Linked DNA regions of Homo sapiens: region 2 is linked to region 1. Evidence: chromatin loops called from intact Hi-C (ENCODE). Cell type or tissue: natural killer cell. All regions are shown on one strand. Links, peaks and the distances in the headings refer to the core of each region. The heading gives the core; the rest is flanking DNA.

Evidence for each region. Hi-C counts contacts between places; a loop is a spot of excess contacts. Peaks named below come from ENCODE experiments on the same cell type or tissue, not always from the same donor. Only the 100,000 strongest peaks of a DNase experiment are listed, where the experiment ranks them.
Region 2: a loop joins it to region 1, with 2.8 times the contacts of the local background. A loop is called at or near these places in 3 of 110 quality-filtered maps.

What each region holds. Positions count from the first base shown.
Region 1 is chr2:144,591,430-144,602,333 of GRCh38, reverse strand. No RefSeq gene overlaps it. Among named protein-coding and RNA genes, the nearest start is that of TEX41, 71 kb to the left of the region's middle. In natural killer cell, for the core only: no CTCF peak of the experiment used is centred there; a DNase peak (open chromatin) is centred at 5,903; H3K27ac peaks cover 2,278 bases.
Region 2 is chr2:144,544,788-144,555,691 of GRCh38, reverse strand. The region is part of intron 1 of LINC01412 (long intergenic non-protein coding RNA 1412); the gene reads right to left. Among named protein-coding and RNA genes, the nearest start is that of LINC02993, 26 kb to the right of the region's middle. In natural killer cell, for the core only: no CTCF peak of the experiment used is centred there; a DNase peak (open chromatin) is centred at 6,721.

The DNA.
Region 1 (10,904 bases), core at 4,358-6,857:
GGCAGTTCTGAGAATACCACTCACGTCTCACCTTTCCCAAGAGTAGATCTGCTATGGTGAATGGGTCATCATTTCTGTAAAGTTCTATCTAACTTCCTATGAAGTTCCATCTTCAGCTGCACCTTCCAGCGGTTTATCTCTAAAAAATGGTGCATCACCCTGGGGAGAATCACCTAAAGAGACATGTTTCCTATATTGGCAATTTAATCCCCTCTAAATTTCTGTTTTTATCTCCTCCAAGTAATGGCACACCTCTCTTTATTCTTTTTTTTTTTTTTCTGAGATGGAGTGTCGCTCTGTTGCCCAGGCTGGAGTGCAGTGGTGTAATTTCAGCTCACTGCAACCTCCACCTCCCGGGTTCAAGCTATTCTCCTGCCTCAGCCTCTTGATTAACTGGGACTACAGGCACCCGCCACCACACCCAGCTAATTTTTTGTATTTTTAGTAGAGATGGGGCTTCACTGTGTTAGCCAGGATGGTCTCAATCTCCTGACCTCGTGATCCGCCTGCCTTGGCCTCCCAAAGTGCTGGGATTACAGGCGTGAGCCACCGCGGCCGGCTTCTTTATTCTTAAATATGTTAATCTTGACTAGAACTCTATCCATGAACCCACGACCCAGTTAGGCAGGGTACTTGATGCCACATGGTTCTTCTGATGGTCTCTAGAAGACTATGGAATATTTCTCCTGCAGTAGAAAATTCCAGCTGTCTTGAACCACAAGGCTAGCTTAGTGAACTTTGCCTCATTCTCCTAATTGACTGGGATTCACAATACAACATAAGAACATAGACACATGAGAAATACGAAATTTCTGATAATAACCATAGGTTGCCTAGAAAAATCAAGAATGTTACATTTGACACTGAACAGCACATGTTTCTAGTCTGTCCAGATATAACAGTATTATATCTGTTATATCTGATAACAGTATTATATCTGTTATATCTGATAACAGTATTATATCTGTTATATCTGATAACAGAAAGGGAAAAATATAAATATAGAGCTTATTTGTCAAGAATTTTGCCCATGAACATAATTGATAGGCAGCAAAGCATTAATAATCAGGGAGAACAGAGCTAAGAGAATGTTGGCGTTGTCTTCATTTCTGTTAATGCTTTTTTCAGATAAGCGAAATCTGATTGTTTTTATAATGTTTATAGCTATCATTAGGTGCATATTATATGTCAGGAAGTTAACATGTTTTTTACTTAATTGACACAATTGCCCTCCCTTATCCCCATTTTATGTGCAAGGAAATCAAGGTTCAGAAGAATAAAGTAACCTGTCCGCTGCCAAAAATCTTGTAAGTGGGAAAGCCTGGGTTCAGCTGAGGTCCAGACTCTAATGCCCATGCACTGTAGCTTACAAATGAAGGCAGTGAAGAGGGAAAGGCAGGGTTGTAGGAAAGAGGCTACCACTGCATGAGTAAACAAAATCTCAAAAGAGGCTGAAAAATTGGACTCAAAACACAAGCACAGAAAGAAAGATATGCCTTAAAAGGTGGAAATGTACTTCCCAGAGACAGAAGGAAAAACTACATTAAAAATTAAATAGCTGGGTGTGGTGGCATGCACCTGTGGTCCCAGCCACTTGGGAGGCTTAGGCAGGAAGATCGCTTGAGGCCTGGTATTTGAGACTGTAGTACACTAAGATCATTCCTGTGAATAGCCACTGCACTCCACCCTGGGCAACATAGCAAGACTCCATCAATAAAGAAAAGGAAGGAAGGGAGGGAGGGAGGAAAGGAAGGAAGGAGAGAAAAAGAAAGAAAGAAAAAAAGGAAAAAGAAAGAAGGAAAGAAAGATTAAATGGTTTTATATTTAAAAGTGACATTACAACTAAAATAATATTGGATGATCACCTAGAAGGTTGAAGTTTGCAGAGGTCTTTAAAGCTACTTACCTACATTGGACAGTATGCTAAAATTTTGCTAAAGAGTAGAATTTATTGCAACAGGTCTGTCTTGGACTTTAGCCAGCCACTTAGTTACTGATCTTATAATTAGTTGCACTCACTTTCCAGACAGCCCCACAGTGCAAGCCAGAAGCTCTGAGGACAGCATTCCTAAATCTATATAATACAGTCTTACAAGGTAATAATAATAGTAGCCACAATATGGTAAATGACAAGAGCTTTAGACAGAGAATCGAGTCCTAAATTCTAGCTGTAGATTTACTAACTAATCTTGTGAGCCTTAGAAATGCACTTAACTTCTTTGTGACCCATATTTCTAGTCTGTGTAGTAGGAATTCATTTACTCAACAAATATTCATTGAGTGCCTCTGATGTTGCACTCTATACTCAGTGTATCCACTCTCCTGGAACTGATATCCTACTAAGAGGTAGCAAAGCCAGAAAATCACAAAGGAAGCAAATCCACAAACAAAGTTTCAGAAAGTGATATGTAGAAAATAACACAGGAAAATGTGAGAGAATATGCAGCAAGGAGGTGCATTTTAAGCTTTTACCATATCAAGGTGAGAGATGATGGCTGGCTCTTGAAAATGAATTGGATAGATTCAAGATAGCAAGAAGATAAGATTGACTGATGACTAGATAGAGGGTGGTGAAGGTCATAAGAATCAAGCAGGAGTCCTGGGAGTTTTTCTTTTCAACAACTGTGTAGATGAGGGTGGCATTTCCTGACCTGATGAAAAATGCTAAAGAATGAGCCTGAGAGTCAGTAAACAAGAGTTCTGTTCGTTGGTTTTTAGATATTGCCCTACATAATCTCTGAGGTTGATTCCACTTGAAGAAACATTCCATGACTCTAGATTGTGACCACATAGGCATTTTGAGAGGTGAAATATGGTGTGAATTAAATTACATTCATGTCAATGAGTACCTGAAGCAGGATAGAAATGGTGGTCAAGAGGACCCAAGACATGTAAAAACTGTGTGAGTCCAGTTGGTAAAATTTATAAATGCAGTTGTCTAATTCACTGAATATAAAGATCAAGAGTAATAGTACAAAGAAGAAGGTTGTTGGTCTAGAGTGAAAGTCGTTGGAGACTAGCAATGGTGGTCTGGAGATCCATACATGATATGCAGATCATGGCATATACATCTATCTGGAAGACAGCATGGCAAAGCAAGAATGACAGGAACTACTCTCCGACACTCATTTGAGCAAGCGATCTTGCCTCTGACTCTTTATTCTCAAAGAATAAATGAGTTAGGAGACTAGAGGAGTATGCCTGGGTGGGTTTAGTGTGAAACCTGCCATTTTATTCGTGAGGGCTGGACTTATCACCTCATAAGTGTGAAAACAGGTGTGAAAAACCCCTCCTCATCCTCATTACTTCCAGTAAATGAATTCTTTTTTAAAAGCCTTCACTCACACAGTAAATGATTCTAAATATCTCGTAGTCGTTATTCCCCTGCCTATTCCTCACCTTCTTCAAAAGAACAGTCTAAAACTCTTGTGATCAGGAATGTGGTGTCACGATAAGTTTAGGGAAATATGGGGTTAATTGCTATGGAACACATTTTGATTTCACTTTTCTACAAGTGACTACACTCAAAAATACTCATTTTCCAGCATCTGCTTCATAGGAAGATGCTCCTGAAATGTTGTTAGGCAGGGTGGGGGACATGGCTGCCCCCTAAAAAGGAACCACATTGCTGGCATCATGGCCACTGGCATAGGACAGAGGACTACCTGTTACTGTTCCCATTTACAACCAGAACCAGACACAACCAAGGATCACTCAAAGTGTTACAAGTGAAAGCATTTCGTAAATTGTAGTGTAATCTGCAAACATAAGAAGTGATTATTATGTTCTTATTCAATCATGTAGAAATGGATGTTGGTTATAAGTGGGGAGAATTCCTACAGCTTTTTCATTCCTTAAGGCTGGATCACAAATGTACCATCACAACCAAAGCTAGTTTTAAACAATCTAAGCAATTACTGTTGCTGAGAAGAATGACGATTTGACATGTGTAGCGTCAATTTGACCATAATAGTTTCACTTCAGCACTAGGTATTTGACATTCATTAGTGCTGAAAAAAGTAAAGCGCGGTTTTATCACACCTTTTTACATTTGGTAAGTGATAGGTCCCACCCAATTAAAGTTCCATTTTATTTTAAATGATAGATTTTACCAAAAACACCTCACCTAAACCCCATCTCATCTATTTATGTCAAATTCTAACCTCCTCTTAAAAGTACAGAAGCAGATATATCCACTAAAATTGTTCCCTGCCATACTTGGCTTTGCAATACACTTATCTAATAAATTTTATACCCTTCTTTCCTACCCACAGAAAATATTGGCTTTGCTATTTGTTTTCCTCTCCTCCTAATACCATCCATTCTCTGGTTCTATTATTTCTAAGTTCATGTACTTACAGGTCTCCATTATGACAAGAAAATATATTATTCGGTCCTTTAATCCTTCCATCCTTAGTCATGTTTTAAAAATACTTCCTTCTCCTCCTCCCTCTGTCAGTAAAGTGAGAATATAAAAAAGACACACAGTACATACAACATATTTATAATGTAAAAACAATATTTAGCATAATTGGCTTTGTTTTAACTAATGTGCAGAGCATCTCTAAATGCATGTCCTCCTTTATGGGTTGCCGCTTTCACATGATTTTCCTTTGATGTGAGATTTTAAAGGCTAAGGACCCATTCTCCATTAAGCCTTTGGCGCTGGAATTCTCCCATCTAGGAAGCCGCTGTGTTGATGGCCCAATCATTGACTTTAGTATGTTGAGGAACCTTTTTACATACAGCTAATCATGTGCATTTTTAAGTCTTAATTTACAAATGCATCCAGATACATTGACATAAGGCCGATGCACACCATCCTGCCTCCCTGTCTACATCACTAATTTGACAGCATGAAAGTGTTAATGCTAATTTTATTTTGAATTTCCTAATTAAACATTTCTTTTATCCTGGACAGAAAGATTTATCATAGATTATTAGCAAATTACTCATCTTCTACTATTAGAAATAGTTTTAATGAGACCATACCTACTGGGAGGAAATAAGCAACTCATACCCACTCCAAGCACATGCAAATTGTTGCCATGTTTTCCAACTCGCAACTTCTAGAAGTCAAGTCTATACCAAGCCTAAAAAAGAAAAGCCCGCCGAATGCAGTGATCACGACATTCACATTAACAAGCATTCTAAATTCACTGTCTTCCAGGTCAGAGTTAACATAGTAATTTCCACTCAAAGGACACTGGTCATCAAATCCAACATCCTTTTATTTTATTCAAAATAAAAGGACAAAAATGAGATATAAACACAACTTAGAAAGTCTATGAGTTCATTTAAGAAGTGCTATTTAAGCTGTAAAGGATTTCCTGTCATTCTGGTTTTAAATAATTTTATAATATTCTTTTGTTCTTGGGTTACTCTATATCCAAATAATCATGTATGTAAATGACTCAATACAACAGTAGATGCCCTGACAATGTAAACATTATTGTTTATCCAGAAGCATTATATGTTCATGCAAAAAAAAAAAGTGGCATTAAAAGCTTGTGGTCAGATCAAAAAACCACAACTGTAATTGTTTATTTATATAACTTACCATTACTCTGTAGTGTAAGTTTACATTTTTTAAAAATTTCTAAACGCTGAGTTAGTCTTAGAAGAGTGAAAAATGCATGGTTCGCCTAAATGATTAAAGACAAACAACTTAGGTCTATGCATGCAGCAAAATGCTTTAATATGGAAATTATTCATTTTGCCCAGGCTTATAGTTTTCATTTTTATGCTGCCCTTGAAACTCCATGATAACAGGGCCATTCAGTGGAATTTCTGCATTTTTCTCTTCAGTTCAGGGCAGCTGGTTTCTTTCCTCTCGAAGCAGAAAGCTAAAGTATATTTATCACTCTAACAGTGACTCAAAACAAACAGGAAGTCTTCATCAGCCGGCTCCTGGGCATAGCTGATATTAGGTACTGGCAGAAAGGAAACAGAGACCTCATTCTCTGAGAGTCCGACAGAATGTACATGCAGATGCAGGCGATAACAAAGTTAGGGATGCTCCCAATGACCACCATGTTCTCCCAGGATTAAGTGCTCTTTGCAAGGCTCGCCAGCTTTCAGAGTCTGTGAAAATTCCTCAGGAGTTTTCCTTTCCATTGCAGTGTGAAAGAGAAGTTTGAACTGGATACCACGAGCCTTACAATCCTTGTGAACCTATGCGCCAAAGGAAACCTGGGAGGGAGCTATTCTGGGAGATTTGGCTTTGATCTGGTTGCTAGGAAAAAGCCCTGCTTTTGTCTGGAAGTATTCTGAATGGCTCCTTCAGTCAGAATGAGGCCTGCAGGTCACTGTCTGAATTAAGTGAAGAGGATTTTTTTTAACACTAAAAATGAAGTTGTCGCTGTATGCCATAATAAAGCTGGAGAGAGTAGATCGTGCTGCTGAGCAATGGTAACGGCTCTTTGCTACAACCTAAACTCCAAGGTATACTGTGAAAATCACTGAAGCGTGCTTGCAGATCAAATATATGCAAATATTGCTCAGTGGCACATATGTTCCTAGAGACCTTTGCCTTCACCTCCTTTTCAAATGAAACCTGTTTCAGATTCAAAGCCCACTTTGTTTTTATTAATACAAATGTTCACTATCAAACCATTTTTTTATCCTTACTAATAGAGAGGTTATACAACTCACACCTAACTTTTTTCAGCCAAACCAAACTCCAAATGGATTGCACTGCAAACTACTGATACTAATGCAAAAGTATTAGGCAATACACTTTGGGGGGTCCTTTCAATATTTTCTTTTTTATTTGTCAGCTAATCTCTTTGTTTATGGTAATGTATGTACCTTTGTATAAGGACTTTACAGCCATTATCTAATCTTCACAGATCCTGGTGAGGTAGAAAGGGAGCAAATCTTATCTCCGTTCTACAGATGAGGAAACAGAGATGAAGGAAGGTTGAGTAACAAGCTCACATTTTAAGTGGTGCATTCTGTCCAGATGAAAAAAACAAAAAAAAAAGACAGTATGGCACGGGCTTTGTTTTTCCAGGAGTGAGGCTAGATTTTCACCTACCACCCATCTGTTCACCAGTCCCCTTAATGACCGGCATTTCCCAGTGACTGCACACTTTCCACACAATCTGTTGAGAAAACACGCAGCAAACTGACCCACATGAGGATCAAACCCTTGACCTTGGCACCACTGGCATCAGATGCTTGTGAACTGAGCCACAGACTGAAAGCCTAATTGCCCCCAAGTAGAATGGGATCAATTCCTCCCCTTCTCAATCATTCTGGAAAAGAAAAGAAGGGCTAATTGTTATGAATTTATCTAGTCTTGTTCTTCCTCAAGCTTGAAATGTATTTTACATTCCAAGCAAATCCTAAATTGTGAGATATAATATAAAAATAGCAGAGAGCTAAGAAGTAAACTACATAAATGAAAATTTAATTTTAAGAAAAAAAATAAATGAGGGGGAAGTATACAGGAGCTGGCACCTTCAGGACCACAGCATCACCGCTGGTATGAAGTGGTTCTTCACTTGTGTTTGTACCTGCAAATCTAGATGGTAAAGATGAGGAAAAGTTAACAAGGAAAGAGACTGTTTTCCAAATAATATTAAATATCCTCTTTTAAAGACAGTAGACGATTTTATTCCTTGGAAAAAGTTATAGTAAAAATATAATCAAAACCACTGGAGTATTAGGTAGATGCTACCTGTACTGATCAAGTGATAGAGGATTATCTTCCCAAAACAGGCTGTGGAAACAACTATGTGGAAGGTATGAGAACACCTTCCAGAGCTTTCAGGAGCAGGAGGAAGACAGCCTAGCCTATCTTTTGGAATGTAAATTACCCTGCAGACCACCAGGCAAAAAACTCATGAAACCCAAACCAGACATCCCTACTAAAAGATGCTCAAACTAGAAAACAGAAGTGTTTTCAGGATAACATAACTTCTCTCAGTCTACCTGTTAATTTACTCGACTTTCTTTTCAAACTCTGTATACAGTAGTAGATCTGTGAATTGCATATCCATGATCACCACAAAAATTTCCAAAATCTGTCTCAGAAACCCACAAAGCAGATTTAGGTTTTAGTATCAACTTGACAGATTCTGAGCTCTCTCAATCCAGGACTACCAGTGTGTTGAGCCCAACTCTAAATGTGGGCAGGGACCAAATTGCTTTCCCTAAATGGCAACAGGCTAACAGTACCAATTAGCCAGACTGCACAATGGTTCTTCAGAAACTGCTGAAGACCAGCTCTGAAGACCCCTCCTGAGTAGGACCCAAACCTTAAGGCTTCTGTACCCATGCTTATTCACTGCTGCCTGTGCAAATGTTCCAGAAAGCCGGGAGGACTTGGCATTAATTTCTCAGTGTGTCGCCATGGCTAGAGCTAAGCAAGGGCCAAAAATGAATTAGGTAAATATAGGATGCTTCAGGCACAAATGCAGCAGGTGAATTTATTTGCAAATTACTTTTTTTATCTTTCTCACTTAAGATTCTCTTTAGAGACATAGAAGATAGCTTTATCAATTTTAAAGTAAAGAAAAGCAATATTTGGTTTCAATATTTGGTTCATAGCCAACCATACAAAAGTACTTAATAAAAGAATCCTTTTTTAAAAGTTATTATGCATTTATTACAGGATTATTGACTCCAGTGATGAAAATTGTACTGTTAGGGTTGGGTTGACTTAAGACAGTTTTTTTTCCTGGAGATTTCTCTGTCATTTAATTGAGTCACCTTATTCCTTCTGCCTCAATACACAACTGTTCCTGTTATTTTTTGAATTAATTTGGATAAAAGCCTTCTGCAAAAGCCATCTTTCTGGATCCACAACCTCCTCTCTGAGCATTTGTTAACACATTACATTATACTAAAGTGAATCCACCCATTAGAAATTAGACAACCTATCCTGGTTTTAATATTTTTTGAAAGCTTACAAAGTGCTAATCACTAAAGCAGTGATTCCCAGCTCTGGTTTTGTGACAGCCTGGGGTATCTCCAATTACCTTACAGATCACGAAAAACAAAATTCCAAAAAAATTTCAGAAGAAAATTATACTTGTTTTAATTTGAAATATAAATATAAATATCTGCCATGGACATAGGAAGTGTGTCATAGTGCGACTTGGTGGGCTGGATCCTTGTAAGAAAACAAACAACAATAGTCTATTGAAACTCCTCGAAGCTCAAAATCATTATGCTCTCCAAAAAAAAAAAAAAAGAAAGAAAGAAAGAAATTCTATTTTATTTTTAGGAACTGAAACTCTAACATACACCTTATGACAGGCACAAAAAGGAACTAGGACAAAACCCATTCCAGGACATTTCCTGGAGGAGAATACAAATAAGGTGTGTCACATATTTTCATGAATAAAATAAACACGATAATATCTAATAACACCATTACACTATTCAGTGTGCCTAAATTACAGTTGTACTGAGAAATGAGAAAATCTCTGGAATAGGACCAGGATTGCTTTTTAATTGTCCATTAGAAAAAGCAAAAAATAAAATCGCCTGCAATGATTTCCTTTCGAGATCATTCACCTTATTTTTGAAATACAAAATCAAAAACATATTGATACGCATGGTGAGGCTGGGTAATAAACCCGAAGCAAACTGTCTCCTTTCCTCAGTTCAGGCTCAGCAGCTCCAGCAAGCCCACAGTGCCAGCTTGAGACTGGCAAGGCAACTAGCATTGCACAAAACAAAATCTTAATTTTTCAGTTCCGGCTGATTGCACTGAGAACATCTCTCTCTCCTCACCTTTTCTTTGTATTTTTTTTTTTTTCCTGAATTGAGGTCTTTCTATTTAGGGATGTGCTTCCATTATGTGAGATGTCCCCTAAGCCAATGAAAAACAATGACAATTTTATTTTCACATTAAGATTCCTCTCCCAGGGCCATATTCCATGAATGAATGGCGTGTAGGACACACCGCTAGTAATAACATCCACCAACTATGCCAACACAAGTGCAAGAGAAGCACAGGGAAGCTAAGGCTAGCCAAAGGAATTCTCCCATACCTACAGTGGCTGGCTCCTTCCAAGAAAGCTGTTGGGTCTGCTTGCTTATTGACTTGTATATTTGCCAGGAAGGTATTCCTTTTACAAAGTAAAAATAAATAGCTCCTACAACTTCTTCCTTGTCTTGAAATCACCATTTCTACTAGAAAATAAACTTGTAAACTCCATCTGTTAAGATACTCGAGAACTCTACTTATAAAACATACCAAAATTTGTTGAAGGAGCAATACTGGCTAGGAAAGGAACTGGAAACAAGGTCATTTCCCTTTCAAATTTAAAAGTCACCATGAAATACCGTAGGAAAATCAAACACATCCAGAGTGATTGCACATGTCACAAACTCAACTCATCTGACCTCCCCAGCACTTGTACGCTAGTGTTACTGTCACTGAATTGTCTGGATTCCAAAGAGCATATTGGCTGAGCTCTCACCCACCCTGCGGATTCACTAAGACCATTTTTTTCCTTTAAACCTCAGGCTTGTTTTCCCCCTGCAACACAAAAGGCTTTTAGTCCACCTACCCACCATCAATAAGCTGGTATGCAAGAAGAAAGCAACTTAGTTGACTATTGAAACAGAGTGTAGAAAAACATAGCCAATTTATTCTACAATCTCTGTCATGTATTAGATAAAATGCAAGCTTCTACCCATTCCTCAAGCCATCCTCACCCTCATTCTTTTCATTCATCTTCATCCATTTAACAGGTATTTATTGAGCACCAACTATGTTCAAAGCACTTTGCTGATCACTGAGTTTGTAGCACTGGATAAGATAAAGCAAGTCCTGAATTTCTAGGCCGAATGTCTAGAGCTGAAATTCTCCCAGAGAGAGATAGCAAGATAACAAATAATATTGTTTTAAAATAATTTCAAAAAAGTACAAGAACTATAAAGGA
Region 2 (10,904 bases), core at 5,264-7,763, 48 kb after region 1:
ATCTCATGCTTTGCCTCTATAAGCATCTCCCTAATCCAGTCTCTCACTTTATGCATTTAATATTGGTTGAGCACCTGTCTGTGCCAGGGACCATTGTTGAATCCTGGTGAGTACAGTAGACCCAGTCCCTGGGAACAAAAAGGGCAACTATTGTGACCCATTGTAGTGTTTTATTTATGTGCTTCTGCAAGACTAATTTAAGCCTATTTTACTACAACCCAATCCCATTGCTTTTTGTTCTGCCCTCAGAGTAGGTAAATAGCAGCCAGTCACTATTCTCTCCCAGATAGCTTTCCTGATACTTGAAATGCTCAAGTTCTTTTCTCTTGTTCAAAATAAACATATTTTTTCTGCAAAGAAAAGAATATTACATTTGATGTGTGCAACAAGCCAGTATAACTCCTTTGCCGTGTCATCACATTGTCATTGATATGAAAATATGGAATATAAATTTTCAGTCACATTGAAAGGATAAAGCAAAAGATAGTCCCATGTGATCAGCCAGTTTCTTAAGCATTAATCTATACACTAAACCTGATATTCTAAGAAAATGTTCTATAATGGAAGAAAAATTTTGCATCACTGCGCTAGCTGAGGGAAAAATAACTAATAGTCTTTATCCCTTATGACTCATATCAGAGTGCCCTGCCCCCAAAGAAATCAAGACACACTGTCACTGAACCACATTATTATCCCTTAAGAAGACTATAAAATGTGTACATCATTCATTCGTTGACATTGAACTTGTGCCAAAACTATTAAGAGCTCATATTAATAGATATCCCAAACGTGTAGGAATGAATACAGAATAAAACACAAAATGAAATTGGTATTCACTACTAATTTGTCTTTTATAAATGATTAAGTAAAGCATTTGAAGGAAATAAAAGGGCAATAAATAGCCTTTTATCACAAACTGGGGGATTTCTCTTACTCCAGGCTTGCATACAACCAGTTTAGAAATATGCATAATTGCCTATGGTCAACATCATATCACTGCCAGATCACACATTAAACAGATAACCACTATTATTATAAAAGCAACTTCCTTGACCTCATATTTTGGTCTGGCTAGGAATTCCTGTATTTTCCCAGATCGGCTGTTGCATAGTGCCAATCTTGTGCTGTGCATGTCAATTTGTACCAGTGGAAGTGACCGATGCCTCACAGAACTTACTCTAAAACATGCTTATATGCATATGAATAGCATAAGTTCAAGAAATATGATCATAGTTGTTCTTGCAGTGCTTTTTAAAATCTGAAGTCTATGTGTTGGTTTGTGTTTTTTTTTTATTATAGCTAAGGTACAGTGTGTGTTATTTGGCAGCTGAATTTGACATGAAAACATAAAAGGTTTGGGCAACCACATATTTGGAAATAGAAATCTTTCCTGAAAACATGGCTTTGGTTTTTAAACACAGCTAAATTTCTGGAAACTTCAATTTGTTAAAGACAGCCAAGACTTCAATCATATTTAACATATTCCTGGGGTTTACATATAGTGTTTCAAAGTAATAAACAACATCTTGTTTGGAGTAGCACGAAGAAAATGAGGCAAGCACTTCTTTAGAGTAAAAGCTCTACTTTTAAAAATAGTTTGGAGACTCATTCTTATGTTGGTAAAATCACAAAACACTATTCAGCAAACAAAACATGATGAGCTCAATTCAAGTTGGTAAACATTTTTAGCTGGCTTCATTTGTAGTAAGAATTTTAATGTAACCATGACTTCAGGAATGCATCCCTTATAATGGAAACTTAAGGGGTAAAACTTTTTTGTAATTGTTAATAAGAACAATGGTGTTACATTTGCACTTGAAAATCAGAGGAGATGTGATGACAACAGTAAATTGATTGTTAGAACAATTTTTAAAATCACATTACAGTGCACTAAAATGCATCTGTATTTAGTCACTAACACTCTCACTGCAATGACCAAAAAGCCTCAGGCCTGTTTCACCAGCAGAAAATAGTCTCTTTCCAAAGGTAGGGTCTATACATACTGTACCTCCAGCACATGAAACTTGCATGCAAGCTGTAAATCCTTCACATGCTTTTGCCTCATTGGTCCAAATATGAGTGATGTCTAAAAACCCTTAAGTCACTTAGTAAGAATAACAAACACTTTCCAAGAAGCAAAACATGATGAGTCAAAATAAAACCATCCAAGGAAAGAAAGACATGGGGAGCTTTCTCTATGCTTTGTATAAGACGTCAGGTCAAATTTCACTTAATCATGCTCCTCAAACAGGGACTCAGAACAGAACATTCTTCATAAGAACACTCATGGACGCACATTCACATAACGTATGGCAAATCATCTACTTATTAAACATACAAACATCTTGCTCCTGTGATTAATATTCCTTTATTTTGACTTTATGTTATTCCTAATTTTCAGGCAATACATATTTTGATAGGTAAAACATAATAATTCATCAAAAAATTGAAAAGTTGGTGACATGTTATTCTCCTTTCTCACCACCTGTATTCAAAACTACTATTGAAGTGGACCTCAGAATAGAAAGACCTTGGGTCCAAGTTTGCCTGGGACAGTCTTGATTTGAGTCTCTTTACCTGAAGCAATTAATAATGCCTCTGTTCCAGCTCAAAAGTCTTCCAATTTGGATGATAAACTATATGGCTACTTTTCTTTCTTTCTTCCTTCCTTCCTTTACTTTCCTTCCTTCCTTCCTTTCTTTTCCCTTTCTTTCTTTCTCTCTCTCTTTCTTCCTTTCTTTCTTTTTTCTTTTTTCTTTTTTTCCTTCTTTCTTTTCTTTCTTTTTTTTTTTTCAGAGTTATACTCTGTCACCCATGCTAGAATGTGTGCACTGGCACAATCATAGCTCACTGAAGGCTCAAATACCTGGTCTAGCAATTGTCCTACCTCAGCCTCCCAAGTAGCTGGGACCACAGGCACATGACACCATGTCAGGCTAATTTTTTATAGAGACAAGATCTCCCAGCGTTGCCCAGGCTGGTCTCAAACTGCTGGGCTCAAGTGATCCTCCTGCCTCGCCACCCTTCCTTTAAGGTAATGGATGACACTTACTTGATACAAATTCCAGAGCACCAAGCATATTTGCCTTGAGTATTTCCCTGAACTACACAAGAGAGTCTGAACTCTCCCAGCTATAGTACAAGTTCCTTAGTACTGATTACATTTTTATTTAACTGTATGTCCCATGAACTAGCACAGTGTTCAGCATATAGCAAATGCTAAGTAAATGTTATTCTGGTATATCAACTCTCCAGCCCTATATCAGAATTTAGTTTACAGGGATCTTGATTGCCTTTCCCTTCTACAAGATAGCACACTGATCCACTATATTGATGGTATTACACTGACTGGACCTAGTGAGGGAAAAGTAACGACTACTTACTGGTAAGACATTCGCATCTCAGAAGGTGGGAAATAAATCCAATTAAAAATCAGGGACATTCTCCCTTAATGAAATATCTAGGCATCCAGTGGTAGGGAGCATGCCAAGATATCCCTTCTAAGGTAAAGAATAAGTTGTTGCATCTGGCCCCTACTACAACCGAGAAAAAGGCACAACATTTATTGGGCCTATTTGGATTTTGGAGGCAATAGATTTCTCATTTGGGTATGTTATTACTCTAGCCCATTTACTGAGTAACCCGAAAAGCTGGTAGTGTTGAGTGAGACCCAGAATAAGAGAAGGCTCTGCAAGAGATTTAGGCTGCCATTCAAGCTCCTCTGACACTTGGACTATGTGATCTGGAAGATCTAATGGTACTTAAAATGTCAGTGGCAGATAGAGATGCTGTTTGAGCCTTTGGCAAACCCCCATAGGGGAATCAAGGATCAAGCTTTTAGGATTTTGGAGCAAGGCCCTGCCATCATCTGCAGATAACTACTCTCCTTTGAGAGAGAGAGCCCTTGGCCTTAAAGGAAACTGAATGCTAGACCTTGGGCCATCAAGTTACCAGAAGACCTGAGCTACCCATCACGAACTGGGTTTCAGCTGAGCCATCAAGCCATAAAGTTGGGAATGCACCACAACACTCCATCATCACATAGAAGTGGCACACAACATCATGAGGCCTGAGCAGGCCCTGGAAGCATAAGTAAGTAACATGAAATGGCCCGAATGTCCATGGCCCCCACTGCTGCTATTCTACCTTCTCTCTTCCAGCATGCACCTGTGACCTCACAGGGAATTCTCTACAAACCAGTTTACCAGAAAATAGAAGACTCAGGGCTGGTTTACAGGTGGTTCTGTATGAGATTCAGGCACCACACAAAAGTGGACAACTACAGCACCACAAGCCCTCTCTAAAACATCCCTGAAAAACAGTGGTGAAGGGAAATTCTCCCAGTGGGCAAAACTTTAGACAATGCACCTGGTTGTGCATTTTGCTTAGAAGGAGATACAGCCAGACCACAATGATATACCAATTTACGGGCCATAGACAATGATTTTGCTGGATGGTCAGGGATGTGGAAGAAACATGACTGGAAAATTGGTGTCAAGGAAATTTGAGTAAGAGGATAGGCCTTTCTGAATGGGAAAAACCGTAAAGTTATGTGTGTCCCATGTGAATGCTTACCAAAGGGTGACCTCAGCAGAGAAGGATTTTAATAATTAAGTGGTTAGGGTGACTTGTCCTGTGGACTGCTCTTCCCTCCTAAAGCTTGCTCCCCCACTTTGTTCAAGCCTCTACACACTTCTCAGTGAGGATTTTCCTGGCCATCCGATCTAAAGTTCCAGACCCTTCCACCTCACTATCCTCTTTCTACACTTTAGGCATCTCCATCACACTTATCATTCCTAATATATTCTATATTTAGCTTATTCATTTTTCATGTCTTATTCAAATGTAAGCTTTTTGGGAGGAGGGATTTTTGTCTGTTTTTGTCTTCTACTGAATTACTAATGTCCGGAGTGGGGTCTGGCACAAACAAGGCTCCACAAATAATTATGCATTTACTGAATTCTCATTAATAGTAGTAGTAATCGTATTACTATCGCTATCTATAGTCTATGTAGTCTAAAGATCAGAGCTAAGCACATTGCATCATTTTATCATTGAATCTTTTTGTTTGTTTGTTTTTGAGACGGAGTCTCACTCTGTCGCCCAGGATGGAGTGCAGTTGTGCAATCTTGGCTCATTGCAACCTCCGCCTCTCAGGTTCTGGGACTACAGGTGTGCACTACCACATCAGGCTAATTTTTGTATTATTATTATTATTATTATTATTATTTTAGTAGAGACGGGGTTTCACCATTTTGGACAGGCTGATCTCGAACTCCTGGCCTCAAGTGATCCACCCAACTCGGCCTCCCAAAGTGCTGGGATAACAGGTGTAAGCCACCGCGCCCCGGCCTTATCATTGAACCTTGACAGTAGCACAAGGCCATGAGTGATAATATGCCCATAACACAGATGGAACAACTGAGACCAAAAAAAAAAAAATCCTCAGAATTTGGCAAAGAAAGATCATACTCCTAGTAAGTGGAGGGTTTGGGAGAGAAATTACCCCTAAACCTGTGCTCCATCCAGTGGTACATTCTGCCTCTCACACTGATGTTAATGCCCTATTGAAAATTTGCATACTATTTACTCTGAGGACCCCAAACAGCAGTAATTATTGTCATCCAATCACTCATGAATGTGTTTGTCTTCGTCTCATACCTGTCTTTTAAGCACTAATCAGGCACTGGGATAGTTACAAAAACAAGGTCCCTCATAGCTTACAGTCCAGCAGAGATCAAAACAAAGGTCCTGCCATGTAAACAGAAATGTAATAGATTTATAGGCTTCGGTTGGAGCCCGAAGGAGAGAAGGCAGTGGCCCCAGTGAAGACAAGAATGAAGGTAAACTCTGCCTTCCATGGAATTTTGTCTAAGATCAACTCTGGTCGATTCAAAGGAGCTGAAAAAGTGTTCCTATAACTTCTTTAATGATGATGCCCTTTCCTATAGCCCTTTCATTCTCATCTCCCCAACTTTTTCATTATGAATATGCCCCTACTTTTTAATAGAAGACGGAAGCCTAGAAAAGCCTATGCTAAATGTCTGTTTTTAACAGGAGTTTCTGATCTAAAAGAAGAAATTATCTGTAAGAATCTCCAACCATCCACATAGGAAAAAAAAAGTATGAAATATTAAATATTTTATTTCACTAAATCCCCCTTCCTGCAGTCTAACAATAGGCAAATATCAGGTGAAAAGTGGAGAGTCAGTATTTTCAAACTATTTGCCTGACCATTTCACAGCTTGCAGACTCTGGTTCTCAAAATCCTTATTTTTTAAAAAAGGGAAAAAAGTAAAAAACCATGAAGATACGTCACAGTATTTTCCAGAAAAATAAATTTTTCTATGTTCGCTATGCAAGCAGAAAGTGATAAGGTGTAGTAATTTTGGTAATAAACCTCAAGATAAGACTTTAAAAATTAAAAAGAAAATGTATATGGAGTCACATCTAGATATGCCTAGGAGAACTTTTAAAGTATGACCTTGGAGGGTCAGGAAAGTTTTTGGCTTCTTATTTTATATAATTTTATAACTATTATTATGTGGGGGGGTTGGTATTTTTCAAATAAAAAAGAAACCAGACAAGGCTAATATTGAATGCTTTTATATATGCATATTGCAGTACACAAAAAGGAAGTCCATTGTCAATGAATATGTTGATTTACATAACAGACACCTTTATTCAGGGTTAGCAGGAAGTGCTATGGCACAGTGGTTAGAAGTGGGGGTTTCTAAGTCAGACAGACTTAGAAATGATCAAAATAGACAGAGACTAGACTTGAATGTAAGCCTCATTCTTATTGGTCATGAAATGGAAAAAAATATAGTTTACCTTTTTGAAACCTATTTTCCCATCTGTAAAATGGAGATAATAATACTAATCTTTTTGTTTTGTCATTAAGATTTTAGAAGTTGGCCAAGTGCAGTGGCTCACACCTGTAGTCTCAGCAATTTGAGATGCTGAGGCAGGGGGATTGCTTGAGCCCAGGAGTTCAGACCAGGCTGGGCAACTTAGTGAGATCCCTATCTCTACAAAATTTTTTAAAATTAGTCAGGCTAGGTGACAGAGTGAGACCCTGGCTCAAAAAAAAAAAAAAAAAAAGATTTTAGAAGTTAATATGCTTGGTATGTACTATGCCTGGAATTAAAAACAATTATTGCTATGGGAGATTATAGTTTACAAAAGTGACCAGTGAGTCTATAATAGCATTAAATTCCCCAAATGTAGACATAAAAGTTCAGAAAAAGAAACTGATAATAGACTGTTAGAAAAGCCTGAATCTGATAATAAGGTGGCTCAATTACTCAGATATTGGTTAGGATAATAATGATACTAAATGTACATCCTGTTTCTAAAGATGTGTGCTTGCTCTTCTAGCTTCCTAAATAGTCAACAGTCTCAAGAGACTGGTTCTTGAGACTTAACCATGTATGATTAAAAATAATAGACGATATTGAAACCATCTGGTTCAGCAAATGCTCTCAGGACTGAAAAGCCAAGGTACTAATGTTGCTTTTTAAGATAATACAAAGTGCCAAAAGGAATGCTGATTAAATTTCTAAAAGGTAAACTGCTTAACACAGAAAAATGAGGAGTTATTTCTTAAAGAGTTAGAGGAGATTCCATTGAAATTTATCACAGTTAAGAACCAAATCAAGACAAGAAAAAAAGTGATACAAATAAAAGTGCTTAAGCAGAGATTTTTAAAGCAAGATGTTTAAACAATTAGTGGAAATCTGTATATGTTTATGTAATAAAATCACATACAATAAACAGAAATAACAAGGTTAGGCTAAAAGGAAAATGACAGACAATGAACTTGAAATCTACAAAATATTTCAAATAATCCTAAACGTCTTTTTACAAATGTTAAACACAGCCTCCTGATGAAAGAATAATTTTTTTTAAAGTCAGATTGGGTAGGGCTCAGGGATTTAACAATGGAGAGGCATAGATTGTCTTGCTGTCTCAGCAAATATTGTCATGAAGCAATCTTGCTTTCCAACTTTGTAAAAAGAGCATTTGAGCAGTGTACACATACCAGAAGAAATTGTTGTCGGTCGAGGAGTAAAGCTGGCACACTGGGCTTTTATTCCTTTCCTACCACTACAGGGGACTAATCACGTCGAGGACACATCTGCAAAGCTGGTCCAAGGTATTGACGGAGAAATTGCCATCTTTGTGATGAAATGCAGAGGACCCTTGCCTCCTCCAAGAAATCTGCCTCAGTCAACCAACCATAGAAAGACTCTTTGTCTTAGAGATAAATGAAACTACGGCCTTATTTCCAGAGAACAACTTATGCTACCTGAGAGGAGACAGAGCACTCTGGATGTGCGGATTCTCCTGACCCCGATTTTCTCCACTTGCCCGTTAGCACAGATTAGTTTACTGTTCACTTTGCCCCCTAGACACTAGGCATAGACAACATGAGCAAGTGAACTGTAACAGAAACAAGGCTTTGATGAGAATGGGAAGTGGGCTAGGGGTAGGGCAGAGTAGAGGAATAGCACAGGGCATCGGGCCAGAAAAAACAGGCTCTGATGTACATACGGAGTCCATATTTTCCAAACCAAAACTCGTGACACGTAGCTTGACAAGTATGATTGTGCTTATGGGAACAACAGGACAGAATATTTACAACCCAGAGTTGCCCTGGAAAATCTAGGATATATAAACACCACATCCATAAAGGCATTGAAAGTGGGAAGGCTAACATAACCTACTTTAGAATTCTGCAAGTGCTGGCCCGCACATGTGAAACCCCGTGTGTTAAGTCACCCTGGTCTCTATTTATTTCTATCACAAACACATTACATACTTTTGACACATTTAGGGTCTCTATTCCAAAGACTTGCCTTAAGAATAGCAGGTGATATCTGAATGAAATAGATATTTACAGTTGAGTAAAAAAGCGTGCATCATGTCATATTACATTGTTTGCCAAACTAGCCTGCCCAGGCCTTACAGGAGTACTAAATTCACCTGGAGACTTTAGTGTAATGCAAAAGATAAAATATCTCAGTGAGACTGTGGACTCTTGCACACAACTTTCAGGTTAGGATCCACAGGTTTACAGAAAGAAAGAAAATTAATCAAGTCAAATGTGTGCCATTTTTTCTTTCCATTTAATTACTTGCATGTGAGAGTCATTGTTTCCTATAAGACCCCCCTCAAAAATACTTTAGTGAAAGCTTCTTGTAGAAAGGAAAACAAAGGTCAGTAACCTAATATCCCCAAGCAACCCTACAACAACAAACCAGGGAGGGAAAAAAAAGTGAAGAAATGCTCTGACTGGGAAAAAGATCTTCATTTGTTTATTCTTTCAACAGTGAATAAAAGTTATGATTCTGCCAATAACTATAAATTGATAGTGCTTCCAACTTTTAAAGAATATATAAGGAGACCACATAAAAGATTAGAGCGATCTTTTATGTGAGGTCAGAAGTTTTTTAAGGACTGGAAATATATCAAATACAATATATCAAATTTGTCATGACACCTTACAAATTGACATCTGGGAAAATGCCTCAGAGATGATCTAACAGAGGGAAATCTCATCTGTTTCAGATGAGGAAACTGAGGCACAGCAGCATGTCCAAGGTTACCTGATTGGCTGTAACTGAGTCAGGACAAAACCCTGTCTCCTGCAGAGTTTACGGACAAGTTTACTCATCTGTAAAATGACAGGGCCGAACTCTGAGGTCAATGCCAACCATGACATCCTGCAATGCTATATTGATTGATTGCTTTGTAATCTACTTATTTGTATTTTGGCTCTTAAATAAAGGTAAAGCTGCCAGTTTGACATATTTCTAGCCCTTAGAAAGCTGACCTGACAGTAAAGCCCTTCCAAAACATTTATAGAGACAATGTTATGAACAATTTGCAGAATTTCCTAAGGTGACACATTTCGAAGTACAGTGCAGTTACAGGCAGCCTGAATGGATGCATGCGAGGGAGGTATTATTTTTTTTAATTTTCAAGATGTCACTGCCAAGGGAGACATATGCCAAATGGTAACATCGGCTTCTATTTAAAAAAAAAAAACCAAAAACAAAAAAGCCTCTAAAAAAGGCATGAAGAGCAATGAAAAACATGACAAGAAGAAGAATGAAATATCTAAAGCAGATATTAGGAATAAGGAAATATATTGATTAAGTACTTGGTGTTTAAAGGCATCTGATGCCTCTGCCTTCCCATTATACCTGCCTCCAAAACATAGCCATGCTGAGGTTTCCCAATATTTAACAAACTACCATAAATGCTGGAAAAATACTCTAAAATCAGAGTATCTAAATCAGAACATAAAATTGAAATATATTTAAAAATCTTCTATTCTAGTTATGATTTTTTTGTTTATCTTTATTGTGGATTCTTACCAGCATTTCATTTAGTGCTAAGGTAGATTTTATGTAGTAAGAGAAAAGATAGCTTCATGACATAAATATTAAATTAACAAATGAATGGCCAAACTGTTAAAAGCAGGGGTAACCAGATAATTACTGTATTTAAAAAGTTGTCCAGTCAGATGTAGGATGCTTTACATATATTATAGGTAAAATTATTAAAAACACAATATGCCTGTAATCCGAGCACTTTGGAAGGCTGAGACAGGCGGATCACCCGAGCTCAGGAGTCCAAGACTACCCTGGGCAACATGGCAAAACTCCGTCTCTACTAAAAATACAAAAATTAGCCAGGCACCGTGGCACATGCCTGTAGTCCCAGCTACTCTGGAGGCTGAGGCAGGAGAATTGCTGGAGCTTGGGAGGCGGAGGTTGCAGTGAGCTGAGATCGCGCCATTGCACTCCAAAGTCAGACCCTGTCTCTGAATGAATAAATAAATAAATAAATAAATAAATAAATAAATAGAAACACAATAAGCCAGTTGAACAGAA